Regions from separate parts of the Homo sapiens genome. Here region 2 is linked to region 1. Evidence: chromatin loops called from intact Hi-C (ENCODE). Cell type or tissue: body of pancreas. All regions are shown on one strand. Links, peaks and the distances in the headings refer to the core of each region. The heading gives the core; the rest is flanking DNA. Region 1 overlaps RAB3C (RAB3C, member RAS oncogene family). Region 2 overlaps GAPT (GRB2 binding adaptor protein, transmembrane).

Region 1 (8,343 bases), core at 302-8,301:
TGCCCTCCTTGAAAAGCAGCTGCTCTTTCATCTCCATTGAGACCAGAGCAAAAAGGATTAGATTTAAACACCTGTAAGAAGGGTTCTTGTTGAGCATGGGAACCATTTTGTGGTAGGGGATTCTGCCAGTCACCAGAATGGTTTCCCCAATCGGCCATGGGGTTTCTCAGAAAAATCTCTAAGGGCAACGTACATTCTCATTCATTTAGGACAGTGATTCTTACTATATATATATATATATATGTGTGTGTGTGTGTGTGTATATGTATATATACATATATATACATATAGGTATACATATATGTATATATGTGTATATATAGTTTTATAGAGGTATAATTCATATACCATAAAATTCACCCATTTGAAGTGTACAATTCAGTGGTTTTTAGTATGTTCACAGGACTGTGCCACCTTCATCACAGTCAATTTTGGAATATTTTCATAACCCCAGAAAGAAGCCCCCTGCCCATCAGCATTCACTCTGCCTTTTCCCTCACTCTCTACCCCAGCCTAGGAAGCTACTAATCTGCTTCCTGTCTTATAGATTTACCTATTCTGGGCATTTTTTATAAAATGGTCTCATATGAGATATGGTCCTTTATGTCAGGCTTTTTTCACTTGGAATACTATTTTCACTGTTCATCCATGTTGTAGCATGAATCAGTATTTGTCTTTTTGTGACTAGCTTATTACACTTAGCATAATGTCCTCAAGGTTCATTCATGTTATAACGTGTGAAAATTTCCTTTCTTTTAAAATTGAATAATATTCCATTGTTTATGTATAACACATTTTGTTTATCCATTCATAGGTTGATAGGCACTTGGATTAGTTCTACCTTTTGGCTATCGTGAATAATGCTGCTCTGAACATGGGTGTACAGAGGAGGGTAAATCTTAACCTTAAATGTGCGTAAGAAACCTCCCAAGGAGCCTGTTAAAAATGCATATTCTGAAGCCCCATACACCCCTCTTGATTCCCATTGTTCAGTATGTGTAGAGTGGAGTTCAGAAACTTTTAAGCACTTCAGGTGATTTGCTCTGTCACCCAGGCTGGAGTGCAGTGACGTGAACACTGCTCACTGCAGCCTTGACCTCCCAGGCTCAGTGGTCCTCCCACCTCAGCCTCCCGAGTAGCTGGGATTACAGGATTGTGGCACCACACTCAGCTAATCTTTGTATATTTTGTAGAGGTGGCGTCTTACTATGTAGGCCAGGTTGGTCTTGAACTCCTGAGCTCAAGCGATCCTCCCACCGTGGCCTCCCAAAGTGCTGGGATTACAGGTGTGAGCTATGGCACCCAGCCCATAATTTAGGTGATTCTAATGAGGGTGAACCTCCAATCCTATGAAGTCAGGGTGTAGAATCACAGCCGTTTGTCACTAGAGTGTAGTCTGGCTTACACTGCCTCTCTCTGCTTGCTCTTTCAGTGTCCACCATGAAGAGGACACAGGTTGGCTTTTGCTTCTGCTCCTCTTTCCTCAGCATAGCTAACATGTTTTATCAAACAAAACCTTTCCAAGCTTTTATTTGGTCCCTAACATCAGGTGAACCTGAAGGGATTAGTGTCCCGCTGTACCTGTAGTGGTTTTTGGAAAGGGTAGGAGTGACCCTTTCAGGATCAGGCATGAGGAAGCCTACAACAGAGATGTGCTGGACCACAGTGCAAAGCTCATGCATCTCACGAACAGTGCCGCCTGCCTCTGCCAAAGAGATTAGAAAGGCTTTGTTAAGGGAAGGATGAGAAAGAATGATCAGAGTTTCTACAGTTAAGTGAAAGGCTTCACTGATTTGCTGATGAAGAAACCTACATGAGCTGAAAATACTAATTCTGGATGATGTAGTCTGAGAGACAGGTGTTCAAGGCTGTAAGCTAAATCAGTAACTTATTTATCAGGAGGTCTTTGTCAGACTTCACAATCGGCTTGCTGTGTGACTTTGGGCTACTTATTTGATCTTGCTGAACCACACTCTTCTACCCAGTAGATTGGAAGTGATCTTCAAAGTTATAAGACTCTGTTTCTGAAGTATCATTGATCCAGCTTCCCACTGACGTTGGTGTGTACGAATGGGAGATTAAAGATTTCTCAGAACAAGCTCAAAATACTGAGAACTGATCTCAAAATACAGAGATACTGGGAGGTAACAGCCATAAAATCTGAGTTAGTGAAAGAACAAAGGCTGTAGTGGTTGCATTAGTGGTTATAACTTAGGCCATGAGCTTTAAGCACCCATGGGCACACACAGTTGAGGGCATGAGCATCCTCATACACAGGTGATTGAATGAAAAGACTGATTCGCTTGGATAGAAAATCAAGCCCCACTTGATTTTCTAAACATCCCTGTACCCCAAATCTAAACTACTAAATGCTAAAATACTAATGATATTGATTTTGATCCTGAATATCTTATTTTATGACAAACTTATGACAAGAGATCCCAGCATATCTGGTCAATGAGAAGCACTTTAATTTCCAGAACCTTTATTTATTTATTTATTTGAGATGGAGTCTCGCTCTGTCACCCAGGCTGGAGTGCCAGTGGTGCGATCTCAGCTCACTGCAACCTCCACATCTCAGGTTCAAGCGATTCTCCTGGCTCAGCCTCCTGAGTAGCTGGGACTACAGGCACATGCCACAACGCCTGGCTAATTTTTGTATTTTTAGTAGAGGCAGGGTTTCGCCATGTTGGCCAGGCTGGTCTCGAACTCCTGACCTCGGTGATCCACCTGCCTCAGCCTCCAAAAGTGCTGGGATTACAGGCATGAGCCACCACACCCAGCCTCCATAAATTTTTATATCTATAAATCTAGAATTCTGTATAGAAATACAGCTGTCATGATGACCATCTTGATGAATCTTGAGCAGTGTAAGATATCAGAGTACTTTTGGAATCACCAAGAAAGATTGTTTCATTTGGTTTACTGGCAGTGTTAAATCTAGTTAATTATTTTCTGATTATTTAACTTGATGAAAGTTTATGGTATATTGTGATTGTTAATTAACATAGGACTTACAATTTAGCCAAAACAAAATGGTAGCTTACTTTTTCAGTGTATCTGGAGAAGCAGGAGAGTGTACAAGTTAGTAGTTCATGTTCCAGCTTTGCCATTTACTAGCTGAGCAACGAAATACTTGAGCAAATTACGGAGCCATTTTCTGCCTCTATTTCATCAGTAAATTGGAGAAAATAATGGTACCTACTAATGGATAAAATGAGTTAAAATGTATAAAATGCTCTGAATAGTACCTATTATATAGTAATCATTCAACAAATGTTAGTTTATTATTGCTATTGTTGTTATCATAGCATTTTCTAGTTTGCTTGGCACTTATGCCTATCTTTTCTCATTTTAGCCTCATGATAACCCTGTAAGTTAAGTAAGGCAAATGTCATAAATAAGGAAATTAAGGATTTTTTTTAAAGTGACTTGTTCATGGTCCCAAAGCTAGAAGTGTTGCTAAGTGGGGCTAGATCCCACATCTTTTGACTGATAATCTATCTCTCACCATATCATGATGTCTCCTTCTCAGCATGCTGAATAAATAGGTGCCATTATTTCTGGCACATTGTCTCTTTAATAGCCACATATTCTTAGGGTTCCAGTTAAGGTTGAGAAGCTGAGATCATGTTGGCTTCTGAGATCAAAGATAATTTTACTGACCTCAAATTGTATACCAATATGATGATAGGGTGTTGAGATGCCCAGGGTAAAGGAGTCACATTTGATAAAACCTTGTGTGGATTATCATCTTTTCATAATGGCTAAATCTTTTATGATACCGTTCAAGCTCAGTGACTTCCCAAATCATACTAATAAGTACAAGAAGTGTTAGCAAAAGAGATGAAAAAATTGAACTTGTAAATGAGACCTTTGTACCAAATTCTTGGATGTTTTTTCTTCAAAGGCTCATTCAGGGATCTTGAATTCTTCAGTGGGTTCTTGGTATCTTATGACATAAAGCATCCTCCCATTAGGTCTGGGAAAATCACCACAAGCATGCCAATAGTTCTGATATCTTAGCAACAAGGATCTTGCTTAGATCCATGCTTGCCTTTCCCCAAATCTGGATTGAATTACTGGAAGTTGAACGATCTAGCTCTAAAGACTGCACAAACATTATAAAAGAGAGCTCTGTTAACACCAGATGGCCTTATCTGCAGATTTTTAAAATGTAGACTATAAGAGAGCCATATAAGCATTGTCCAGAGAGACAAAAGGAAAGAAAAATACAAGCCACAATGGTTTGAAATATCCAGCTCTATTTTATAGAACCTTGACTCTACTGATGTTCTTCAACCCCAATCCTGCAGTTATTCATGTGGATTTTAACGAGAGTAGCTAGTGAAATTCAAGCTCAGATGTAGTCATTGAACCAAATAGTATAACGACTAAGTTGGAGATTTTAACTCACGACACTTGCCTTTTGTTGTCTAGCTTCAATACTATTTAAGAAAATAAGTATTTCTAGGTTATTTGAGGGATTTTGACATGGATGCAAAATATTAATCTGTTCTTTTTCCTTTGGCCCCAGGAGCTGGGATGAAATCACATGATTTCATCATTTTGAATCCATGCGGCTCCTCTGAGATAGGGCCAGATGTAACCAGAAGGATTTATAGGGTGTAAAATTCAGAATGGATTAGAAAAGCCTTTCTATGTTCAGCCCAACACATCCTAAATCAACGTCCCCTGAATGGACCAGAGCAATCTCTGGCTGGCCTAGTGGGGAGGTTGTCATGGCAACTGACTGGCAAGCTCAGCCAGTGGAATGTGAATGCAAACAATAGAGTGATAAGACTGTGTACAGAGCAGCATACTAAGGCTGCTTCTGCCCAGGTACAGTGGCACATAGGTGAAAGTGTGAAACTGTTGCTGCATTTTGTAACTTCTTAACAATCTCTGGCAGCTCATTTGAAATTTACCAAGTGCCCTTTCCCAGATGTTGGTAAAAACATTCCTGCTGATAGATAACAGAAGCTATGGAAAAATCAGCACCCAGCTGATAGGTGCAGAGGTATACAAAGCCCTGGAGGGCTGTTGGAATAACACTACTCAAAAATTTTCTGAAGGAGGTTGAAGCAGGTTTAAGGTAAATCTTATGACTCTTCAGTGCCATCTTGTGTCCTTTTAGATACTGACAATTTACTAGAAGCCCACTCTCAGACCGATCATTAGGCAGCAGCAGGGCAGACATGGAAAAGTTAGAGCTGGATTATATTGGAGCTTGGTATTCCCTTTTACAGCAGAATATGCACACCAAGCCTTCTGAGCTTTAAATTGATTTAAAAAATTGAAATTAAAAATTTTGGTAGAATCTGGAAATAAAAACAGAATAAGATGCCAAATAATGCCATGAAAAGATTGCAAGAGTCTACATGGTGCGCTAGGGGTTGAGGGAAGGGATGGAAAATCTAGATTTAGTGTTGAAGATTCTTACAGATAGATTTGGTATTGAGGATTCTTACTGTTGTCATTACTAACTCTTGCAATAGAATATTTTTAATCTATTCAGTCATGCTGATAATGCAAATGAATCAACAGAGAAAAATAAAATGTGAACATCACCAATTCCACTTTATAACTCTTTTGTTCATGGTTAATGGAGTAAGAGATGGTAGCATTTGCTTAAATGGTACCTCATGCCCACCTCTAATCTCTTACCTACCCCAAACCTACCACCCACTGATGTCTCACCATCACCTCATCACTATTGAAAGCCATAATCAAGTCCCATTTAATTTCAGAAATGCAAAATAACCAAGATGTGTTTCTGTGTGTTTCTTCCAGGGTTTGAGTTTTTTGAAACAAGTGCCAAGGACAACATTAATGTCAAGCAGACATTTGAGCGCCTTGTGGATATCATCTGCGACAAAATGTCAGAGAGTTTGGAGACTGATCCTGCCATCACTGCTGCAAAGCAGAACACGAGACTCAAGGAAACTCCTCCTCCACCGCAGCCCAACTGTGCCTGCTAGTGTCCCCGTGCACACAGGCAGCTCCAGGGGGCTCTGGTTGCCAACAAACAGCATTTGTAAATGGTCTATTAGCCTTCATTTATACTGCCTAACAATTATTTGAAGGAATAAATTGATGTCAATGGCTCGTACGCATTCAATTCTTGGGAGCTTTCCTGTTTAATATGTGGCAAATATGTGATCTTAAATTTATAAGGACTATCCATCTATAAACATCTGGTACCTGCATGTGACTTGTTATTTATTTGTCTGCTAGGCTCTTTTTGTTTCAAATTTGTTCTCAGACTACTTCTGGGACATCAGACTATAATCTCACTACAACTGGCTTTTGTCCCATTGATTCAAATTATGCTATTCACTTGTAGGAATGATGACCAAGGAATTGCTTGTGTGTGTGTGTGTGTGTGTGTGTGTGCACGCATGCCCGCATGCGTGCAGAGGAAGAAGTCACAAGACTTCATTTGCTTTACTCTTAGTTGAAAATCAAATGGAAGTTTTTCTCATGATTAGGGACGCTGTCACGAGTCTGGTCAGTTTACTGTTGGGAACTGTGTCTTTATTTCACTGTTATTAATAACTGAGATCATTGGCCTATAAAGAAATTGAAATGTTGTTTTTAAGGTCCTTGCAATTTTCCTAAGTCATTAATATTACCTGACTGGGGCTATTTAACAATAATCTTCGTTTACACATTTAAATAAGCAAGTATCTACCCAGGACTGCTTTTTCCACTGATCCTTCCCAATTCTGTGAATATTCAACATCATTGAACAGATTGAGACATATCTACTGAATGCCAGTTATGCAACAAGCATTTTAACCAAGAAGGGTATGAGTAGCTATGGAATTCCAAGGTCCAAGCCCCCTTATTTTTCAATGACTTGCCTTCCCCAACCCCCATAATGCACACCACCACCACCATCACTTTCTGGAACCATCACCAACTCTTGGACTAGAGCTTATGTTGAAGCTTGTTAGGGCTCCTCTTTCCGTAGGATGTAGACTTGCCTCCCCAAACACGGCCATCTTCTCAAACCTCAGCTAAGTTCTTTTACCTGTTTAGATGCTATTTAAATCAGATTTCAAAGGGTCCCCAGTTGAGAAAAAGGAAAATTTTAATCTTTAATCATCTTTTTAAGTCCAGATGTTCATAAATTCTAAAGCATATTCCTATTACGTGAATGCTTAAGTTACACAGGAAACATTCTATAACTGTAGTATTTCAATTTCAGAAATATTTAGGATCCATAGCAATTTAAAAGAGGGAGGAAACCACTGGAGCATTCTAATTTTGTATCACAAACTTCCTAAAGGACCTATATGAATAAAGAGAAAACAACAAATCCTACCAGCTGTACAGAGAGCAACAGGGAAATTTGGCCTCTGTATCACTGTCCAGCATTATTTAAAGCTAGGATTTAGGAAGGAAGCAGGAATTATTTGGCAGATTTGGAAGGATAGTTTCGTTAAGTGAACTTTCTACTTTTTTGGTGGTTATGTCAAAGAATTTTTTTCCTCTTCTCAAAAATAGAGAGGCTTCCCATGAAAGTATTGGATGCAAATGAAACAGGCATACATCTAAAGATATCTTTGGAGAATAAATCCTTACAAGTCACAGAACTAGGTCACACACATTAGTAAGTCAAAAGTTGGAAATTAGGGGAGAGAGCATTTGGAATGCTTTAAGCATTTCCATGTTATTTCTCACCTTCCTAGTTGAAGATCCACTAATCAGTAGTACATTTCTACTTTGGTGCCCTACAAAGCAAACCTTAGCATAGTAAAGACAAGAAAACATTAATGTTTTATTAGTTTTTAATGGGGCAACCAACTTCAAAATCACAGGAATTACAGTGACGGGAGAGAAAGAAGCAGGAGGCATAAAAACAGATTTGTTTGTAGCAGTAGTCTGTTTGTACAATGTTATAATATTTCTGTAACTTGGGCCAGAATGTGGCCATGTTAAATGATATAGCTATTAAGCTCACTTTTACAATCTAAAAGGAACTAATAAAGCCAGGAAACCCTTCTCATCCTCCTTCACAGCCCTCATCCCACACATAGATGTAAAAAGCTTAGAAAGAATATTCTGATGGCTTTTTCAGAAGGAAGGACCTTGATGTGTGTATTGTGGTAAAATGAAAAGCAAAATGAGACAGTATTTAAAAGTGAAAGAGCAGAGTTTTGCTCTGCTGAAAACCCCTTCCCTGAAGAACTGATTGCTGTTGAAGTTAATTGGCCCTTAGATGGGAAGCCCTAAGCCAAGCTCCCACTTACACAGTGTCAAACATCCCGAAGTGGAAACATTTTATGCCAGTCAGGGGAGAGACAGGCAACAATAGCCCAAATGTCATTGCCAAGA
Region 2 (8,343 bases), core at 293-8,292, 350 kb before region 1:
GAAAACAATGTAAAATCATCTTGCATGGAAGTTATTTTCTGAAAGCTATGAGAAAACCTGTGATACTAAGGATTTTGAAAATACATTGGTTTACTTTAAAGATCTCATTTCATGTTTTAAGTATAAACTACACCCTTGAGTTTTAAACTATCATCTTAAGCAATTAGATGCTGACATTTGCAGTCATTTTTAAATGCATTATTTCATTCAATAAATATTGATTGGATGCATTTTCTGTGCTAGGTGTTGTGCCATTCTCTGGGAACATACAGATGAAATGACCTGAACCCTGCCCACCATTTAACCAAGTAAGAATACAATTCTCTCTCATTTAGGTTATCACGCTATAATAGAGAATGGACTCATTAATATGGGATTACAGAGGAAGGAATGGTTAAGAAAAAGACATGGCCTCTGACTGCTCCAAAAAAGGATAAGCAGGGCTTCACAGAAGAGGTGACAGGTAATAAAGATGATTGCACGTGTCTGTATATGTCCCTTTTTTTCTATTGTGCTCAGAACATTATCTTTCACTCAAAAATTGTTATCCTAATTGTCAAAAACTATGTGGAGATCTAAGTGATAAAACCACTCAGGGTTGGGCAGGGACAGGATTTTTCTAACTCTTTTTCCTTTCATCACAACGGGTAGTATATTTTATATTAAAAGCAGAAGCTCACTATATGCTGGTGTTTAATGCATTGGTGAAAATCAGTAATTTTTCTATGTTAGATAATAAGTATGCAATTAACATATTTTTAATTTATAGCAGGTTTCTGGATGGCAGATCATTCAACCTTCTTTTTCTTGAGTTTTCTACTCTGCTGTCATCTTCCACTCATTTCTGCTTCATTTTGTGATTCGTTAACAGAAAAGGAAGTGGAATGGAATAAAATCCCCCAATACAGTACAATTATACATTAATGGCTGTAATGTGAAGAGCATCACACACGAAGAGAGCCATCTTCCAGAAATAAGTTTATACACTCTCTCCTCTAATTGCATCAGGACTTTACCAGATAATGTTCTTCCAGATCTGAAAAGGAAAATGCCTAAAAGAGCTTCCAAACTCATTTTTGAATAATACTAGGCTACAAAGAATTACACTGTGAATTCATTAAGGGTAACACCAAATCACTAAACAGCACTGTTTGTACAGAAATGTCGAAAAGCTGTGGAAATAATTTAGCGGCCATTTCTGTAGGAATTTCGCTTCTTTTACTCTTAGTGGTTTGTGGAATTGGGTGTGTTTGGCACTGGAAACACCGTGTTGCCACACGATTTACCTTACCGAGGTTTTTACAAAGGAGAAGCAGCAGGAGAAAAGTCTGTACTAAAACATTCTTGGGCCCCCGCATCATTGGCTTAAGGCATGAAATCTCAGTTGAAACCCAAGACCACAAATCTGCTGTCAGGGGAAATAACACACACGACAACTATGAAAATGTGGAAGCAGGTCCTCCCAAAGCTAAAGGAAAAACCGATAAGGAACTATATGAAAACACAGGGCAGTCTAATTTCGAGGAGCATATCTATGGAAATGAGACATCTTCTGACTATTATAACTTCCAGAAGCCTCGTCCTTCTGAAGTTCCTCAAGATGAAGATATATACATTCTTCCAGATTCATATTAGCTTTTCAAAATATTGACTTTTGTTATTGGATGATAAATATTCACTGTAATTTTTCAACAGCAAAGACAAGGAATCAAACTAAATGTTGATCAACTGTAGACTGGATAAAGAAAATGTGGTACACATACACCATAGAATATTATGCAGCCGTAAAAAAAGAACAAAACTAACATGGGAACAGAAAATCAAATACCACATATTCTCACTTAAAAGTGGGAGCTAAATAATAAGAACACATGGAGAGAAGGAGAGGAACAACAGACACTGGGGCCTACTTGAGGGAGGACAGTGGAAGGAGGGAGAGGTTCAGGGAAAAAAAAAATATCAGGTACTATGCTTAGTACACACATGATGAAATAATCTGTACACCAAACCCCCAAGTCACAAGTGTTCCTACATAACAAACCTGAACATGTACCCCTGAACATAAAATTATAATTAAAATATTAAAAATAATTCACTGTGATTTTTATTGTACTGATGCCATTCTTAATCAAGTTCTGATAAGTGGATGGTCTCTGCCTATCTCCACCTTTCTGAATCCTATGTGTATCGCTGTGGATTAATTCTAGATATCTTCTCCACCCTCCTTGCACCAGACTAAATCTGTATTATGTGATATTGATTCTTCCTTCTAAATATTACCCGTTATCTCTTTCCTTTATTTCTACCATTATCTTTATCTGGCTCAGAATTATTGTCATAGGCTCCTAACTGTTCCTCCTGCTTCTAGTTTCTACCCACTCAATCAATTACCGATGGTGTTGCCAGATTTATCTTCAGAAAATATTCCTAACAGCCACATTATTTCTTTCACTTAAAATGTTTTAATGCCCCCTCTTTGCAAAAGACATAATACCCATAATTTGAACTCCAAAATTTATGGTTTTCCACAATTGGTTCCAATTCACTTTTCCAGTGACTTCTCTTACTATCTCTCATTTCTTTGCCTTCAGCAGAATCATCTTAAAACCTGCCAAACTTATCCTTCCTTCACAGCTTTGCTTTTCTGCCTCTTCTCTCAAGCCTGCTTCAGATCATAAGTTCTTCCACACATCTCCTGAATCACTCCAAACCCGCATTTACCTTTTTATTTTCTGATATAAGCTTTGATGCCTCTTCAATTCTTAGGACATTTAAACATATGAATGTTGCCACAGCATTTTATTACCTAGCTTCATATGAAAATGTCTTAAATTCCCACCTAAATGAAAAGAAACTGCCCAAATGCCTAGAACATCACATAAGGCACTAAATGCCTCATGTTTTACTGACGGGAATTGAATTGTACATTTTGCTGAGTAGTTTTGAGAAAAAAATCTAATAAATTCATCTGTTATTCATCCATACAAGGAATATTTGTTGTGTCTTCTATCTACTTGCTATTGTGCTGTGCACCTGAGGGACATGGGTTGGTGGAGGGGTTACAAAATTAAAAAGAGAGACATGGATCCTGAACACATACAGTCTAGTAGGAAAGAAAACATAGTAAACAAATGAATACGATGCTGCTCATGAAGCTATGATAGCTCATCTCTAAATCCACTCTTTTATTTGCTCCTCTGAATTGCTTGACCTGGGCCTCTGCAAACATTTCTTTTGCCAGGTGGATCCATTCTATTCTCTACCAATAGGGGGCACTAAGGAAGACCGAAAGGCAGTAGGAGGCAACAGGGAATTGCTCCTGCCTATTCTTTCTGTTGCCCCCGCAGGAATTTATTGCCATGTGGTTTACTCCAGCATCACTGGTTGTTTGCAGCTTTCTAGTTTCTTCCATCATTCCCAGGACCAGCTTCTCTGCAACCTGTCAGAAGCACCAGCACCAGCCAGGTGGCACCCTCCCTTAGACTCTGACAGCCAGACTCTCCTTCAACCTCCTGAAGTGGTGCAGGAGACAAGTGGTACCCTCAGAGTTCTGCGTCCCAGCCTGGCAGGGCTCCTCCTCTGAGGTCTGGTAACTCTCAGCCAAGATTGTTACAGTTACTATCTCTGTGGTACCTGTGTCCCCTTTTTTGTTTTTCCATCCTGCCAATGCCTGTTTAGCCAATTATCTATATTAAATTCTCTCTGTTAAAACAAATTGATATGGTTTCTGTTTTCTAAGTGTACCCGGGATGATACATATCAAAATGGTAGTAGGTGCTTTATAAAAAATTCTTTCTGTTTTTGAAACCAATGGGGTTGGGTAGGAGAGACTGTTTTAATTTTAATAGGGTGGTCAAAGGAGGCCTCACTGGAGACCATTTAAGCTGAGACTTGAAGGCAGAAGGAAGCTATAATAAATGTGATGGGCAGAGAGTAAGAATGGGACCCACCCGTGAAAAGAATCTGGGGCCTAAGAGAATTTATGGTGCTCTAGGAAGCCATTGTGGCTGGAGTTTCCTGAGGAAGGGTTGGAGTGACACCTGCTGCGTTGGTGAAGGAGGGAATGGGAGACCATGAGCTTCTCATAAGTCTTAGTACGTGGCTTTGACTCTATTATAGGTGCAACGGGAATCAGTAAAGGGTTTTAAGCAGAGACGTGATGATGACACTAGCATTTTTAAAAGATTTACTGGGTTGAGAAGTGACTGGAAAGAGGCCAAAATGGAAGTGGGTAGGATAGCTAAGAAGCTTCTACATTTAAGTTAGACTAGAGTGGCTGCAGTGCAGATAAAGACATTGACAATGCTGCCTGTCCTTCAAGGAGACGGCACAGGACTTACTGATGGACTCAGTGTGTGTGCTTGATAGGGGAGGGGCAAGACTGGAGTGTGGGAAAGAGAAGAGTCTACAGGGATAATTGCAAAGTACTTTACAGAGATGAGGAAGACTTAAAGAAGAAACAGGCTTGGAGGCCACATCAGTTAGGAATGAGTTGGGCTGCTAATGACAGAAAACCACACTCCAGGGGCTTGGACACTGATAGTTCCATTTATTTCACCTAACAAGGAGGCTACAGTTAGGCATTTGATGGCTAACATCAGCTCAATGATACCATATAGAAAGACCCAGGCTCTTTCTCTATTTCCTCTCTGCCACCCTTAGTGTTTCAACTTTTATCTTCATCTCTATTGCCTCATGGCCACCATACAGCTGCTGAATCTTTAAGCCTTCTATTCATGCTTCAGCCATGAAGAAGAAATGAGGGGAAAGAGCAGAACCAGGAGATATCTACTTATCTCATTGCTCAGAATTGTGTCACACAGACACCATCTGGTGTAGGAGTGCATGGACAATTGAATTTTTACCTTTGGTAACCTCATAGAGTGGGCAGAAAAAGAAAAGTGGAGTTGAAAATAGAATGTGACTCAGTCAACCTCTAATTCTTGCGACAAGGGCAAAACTCAGTTTTGAACATATTTATTTTGACATTTCCTGAAATATGTCCTGAGACCCAAGTAGAAATATCCAGTTTGCCGTTGTATGTGCACATTTGGATTTTAGAGGAGAGGTCCTGGCTGGAGATGTAAATTTGACAGTCATGAGCATTTAGGTGGTATTTACAGGAATAAGAATGGATGCCATCTCCTGGGAAGACACCAGGGGGAGCACAGAGTCGGGAATCAAGAAAGGAGGAAAGGGAGGAATCTAGAAGTTTTCCAGAAATTGTAGTATTTTGAGGATAAATTAATGAGGAGACTCTGGTATAGGTGGCTGAGAAAGAGTGGCCAGTTAGGAGATCTCTATATGGCATCATTGAGCTGATATTAGCCATCAAAAGCCTAACTGCAGGTTCCTTGTTAGGTGAAATGAATGGACTATCAGTGTCTAAGCCCATGGAGTGTAGTTTTCTATCATTGACAGCTCAACTCATTCTTAATACAGCCTCCAAACCTGTTCCTTCTGTAAGTCTTCCTCATCTCTGTAAAGCACTTTGCAATTATCCCTGTATACTCTTCTCTTTCCCACACTCCCAGTCTTACCCCTTCCCTACCAAACACACACACTGAGTTCATCAGTAAGTCCTGTGCCATTTTCTTGAAGAATGGGCAGCATTGTCAATGTGTTTATCTGCGCTACAGCCACTCCAGTCTAATGTAAATGTAAAAGCTTAAATGTAAAAGAAGTAAAGTCCTATGATCTCTAAGAATGGTGGTTTGTGTTGTAAAATATGTGATGTATTGACATTTGTCCATTATAATTGATTATCCAAAGTGTCAAAAGATGAAATTTCAATAGATTAAGTTTAAAGATTGAGCTAGTTTTATCAGCAATTCATAAATCTGGCAGCATCCCATTTGAAGGTTTAAACAGGTACTCCATTGGGCTTGGCAGAAGAGTCCATTTTCATAAGGCAACTTAAGCAAGGACGATAAAACAGTATAATATAAAAAAGAGGATTGGTTAACATCAGGTTACTTTAGGTTACTTTTCTTGCAATTACTGAAGCACAGGGGACTTCCTTATCATTCAGGCTAAAACTGGTCTGTTTGGGGATTTGGCTATTATCTCTCTTCTGATGTCTCAGAAAGTCAGATAAACAAGTTTCAGTTTGGTGGGATGGAGCTTTGGCCTGAGTGACTCCATTTACATTTGGTCTGTTGGAATCTAGTGCAAAAGCTCACTAATCTAATCAATGGACTCGCATAAATTTCATTTAACAAGAGATGTAGTGAATATTTGACGTTTGTTTACTCTCTTTGACCAGAAAAGATAGTAAAAGAAGTATTTAGTCAATGGTTCTTTACCTAATTCTTACCTTGACTTCCTTTTAAAATTAATTGTAAGTTCTTTATCAATTGCTGAGGGGAATAAAGAAATACATCATTCAAGTTTCTCTTTTTACTATACATACCCTCCATTCTTCACCCCCTCTCCTATCCTGTCTTCTCTCCCTCCCTCTCTCATTTCTCCTCCTTCATCAATATGCTTCCTCCACCTCTTTCTTCTCTTTTTTCTAACTCTATCTTTCTCTTGCCTTCAAATTCCTATCTCTTATCTGCATTCTTTATTACAGCATTTCTTTGCCTTCTCAAAATCTCAAAAGTAAAGCTTGTGCACAGGAAATAAAGATGATAAAGTCTGTCTGCATCAGTTGAAAGCAGCAGTTTCTCGTTTGGGTTACACTATTTAAAAAAGGAACCACATGTAAACAATTTAAAAGGAAGGATGTTGGGGGTGGGGGAAAAGAGACAGTAGCATCGAATATACTGAGTATGACTTTGTTACAGACACACTTAGGTGTGTTCACATTCCATGACTTACAGCCAGTTCAAGACTGGCCAGCATCCAGCAACAATGAGCACCTGATGTCTTGACCTTGCTTTCAGCCTCCAACATGAAACATTTTACTGCAATTTGCTTTATACTTCACTTCTCACCCTATTATTGATCTCCACAACAATTGGATCCCTGATAAGCCCATTGAAAGCCTTGCTTTACAACCTCTCAGTTACTTCTTTGACCAGGGCCTGTGGGCAGATTGGGATACTGGGCTCCAAGGAGGAGAGCTAAAAGAAATCAAAAAGGGGAGGTGATGCCTGTATCCACATTGTTACAGGCTGGAGGTTTGTGTTCTCTGAAATTCATACGTTGAAGCCTTACTTCCCAACGTGATGGTATTTGGAGGTGGGGCTTTGAGAGGAATTAATAATTAGGTTTAGATGAGGTCATCAGGGTGCAGCCCTCATGATGGAATTAGTGCTCTTATAAGAGAACAGAGTTCTCTCTCTTTCTCTCTCTCTCTCCTTCTCTCTCTCTCTCTCTTCCTCCCTTCCTTCCACCACCCCCTGCCCCCACCTCCCAGCACCATGTGAGGACACAACATGAAAGCAGCCATCTGCAGGCCAGAAAGTGGGTTCTTACCAAGAAACAAATCAGCCAGCACCTTGACCTTGGACTTCTCAGACTCCAGAACTGTAATAAATAAATGTCTATGGTTTTAGGCACCCAATCTATGGTCTTTTGTTATAGCAGCCCAAGCAGACACATGTTAAACTGCTATTCTAAGCCGTAATAACTTTTTCTTTAAATTCAGAGAGTGACAAGTCTAATATTTAATTTTTAGTGCTTACCTTACATGATCACTTTCTGGTATTGTACTCTTGCTCCCTCTTTTTCCCCACTTAACATCCTTTGAAGCTTGCTTTTCTCTTGTACAACCTTCAGTGGAGTGGTTCTTCATGATCTTTCCTTGGTTCCCAGCTCCTTTTCCTATTCCTCTTTCCCTCGGTGATCAAGACATTTGTATTTGAACTCTTCTGCTCCAATATTTTTTTGAAGCATTTAACCATATAGCTCAGCATCTACTACTTATTTTTACCTGATGTCCTTCAGATATCTGAAATCCAACATGGGCCAAACTAATGGATTGGGGTCAAGATTGGAGTGTCACTCAGAAATAGAGATGGAACTGTGATGGAATAGAAGACTCAGAGATAAAGGGAGGATATCCATTGCATAGGTTACTTAATAATAATTTTAAAAATTTAACCATTCAAAATGTTCAAGTGTCATAAACATCAACCTCAAAATATCATGGTATCAGTATACCAAGTATGGTAGTCTCCCTTATTAATGGGGAAAATGTTCCTGCACCTCCAGTGGATGTGTATATACACTATATTTTTTCTATATGTTTGTATCTATGATAAAGTTTAATTTATAAACTAGGCATAGTAAGAAATTAACAACAATAATAAAATGGAACAATTACGCCAATACTCTGTTCAAAACTTCACGGATAGAAATTCATTTTTACCATCAACTTTAGCTAACTCGGGATAC

What was found. Peaks named below come from ENCODE experiments on the same cell type or tissue, not always from the same donor. Only the 100,000 strongest peaks of a DNase experiment are listed, where the experiment ranks them.
Region 2: a loop joins it to region 1, with 4 times the contacts of the local background. A loop is called at or near these places in 78 of 110 quality-filtered maps.

The regions. Positions count from the first base shown.
Region 1 is chr5:58,845,371-58,853,713 of GRCh38, forward strand. It overlaps RAB3C (RAB3C, member RAS oncogene family), which reads left to right. Exons shown (of 5, transcript NM_138453.4): 5 at 5,794-8,343. The coding sequence ends at 5,981. Among named protein-coding and RNA genes, the nearest start is that of PDE4D-AS1, 190 kb to the right of the region's middle. In body of pancreas, for the core only: a CTCF peak has its summit at 5,114 (motif pointing left); a DNase peak (open chromatin) is centred at 4,741; H3K27ac peaks cover 420 bases.
Region 2 is chr5:58,493,376-58,501,718 of GRCh38, forward strand. GAPT (GRB2 binding adaptor protein, transmembrane) reads left to right here. Exons shown (of 3, transcript NM_001304431.2): 2 at 336-463; 3 at 872-3,715. The coding sequence starts at 1,162. The coding sequence ends at 1,635. Among named protein-coding and RNA genes, the nearest start is that of GAPT, 6.1 kb to the left of the region's middle. In body of pancreas, for the core only: CTCF peaks have their summits at 3,262 (motif pointing right) and 5,167; DNase peaks (open chromatin) are centred at 5,146 and 6,846.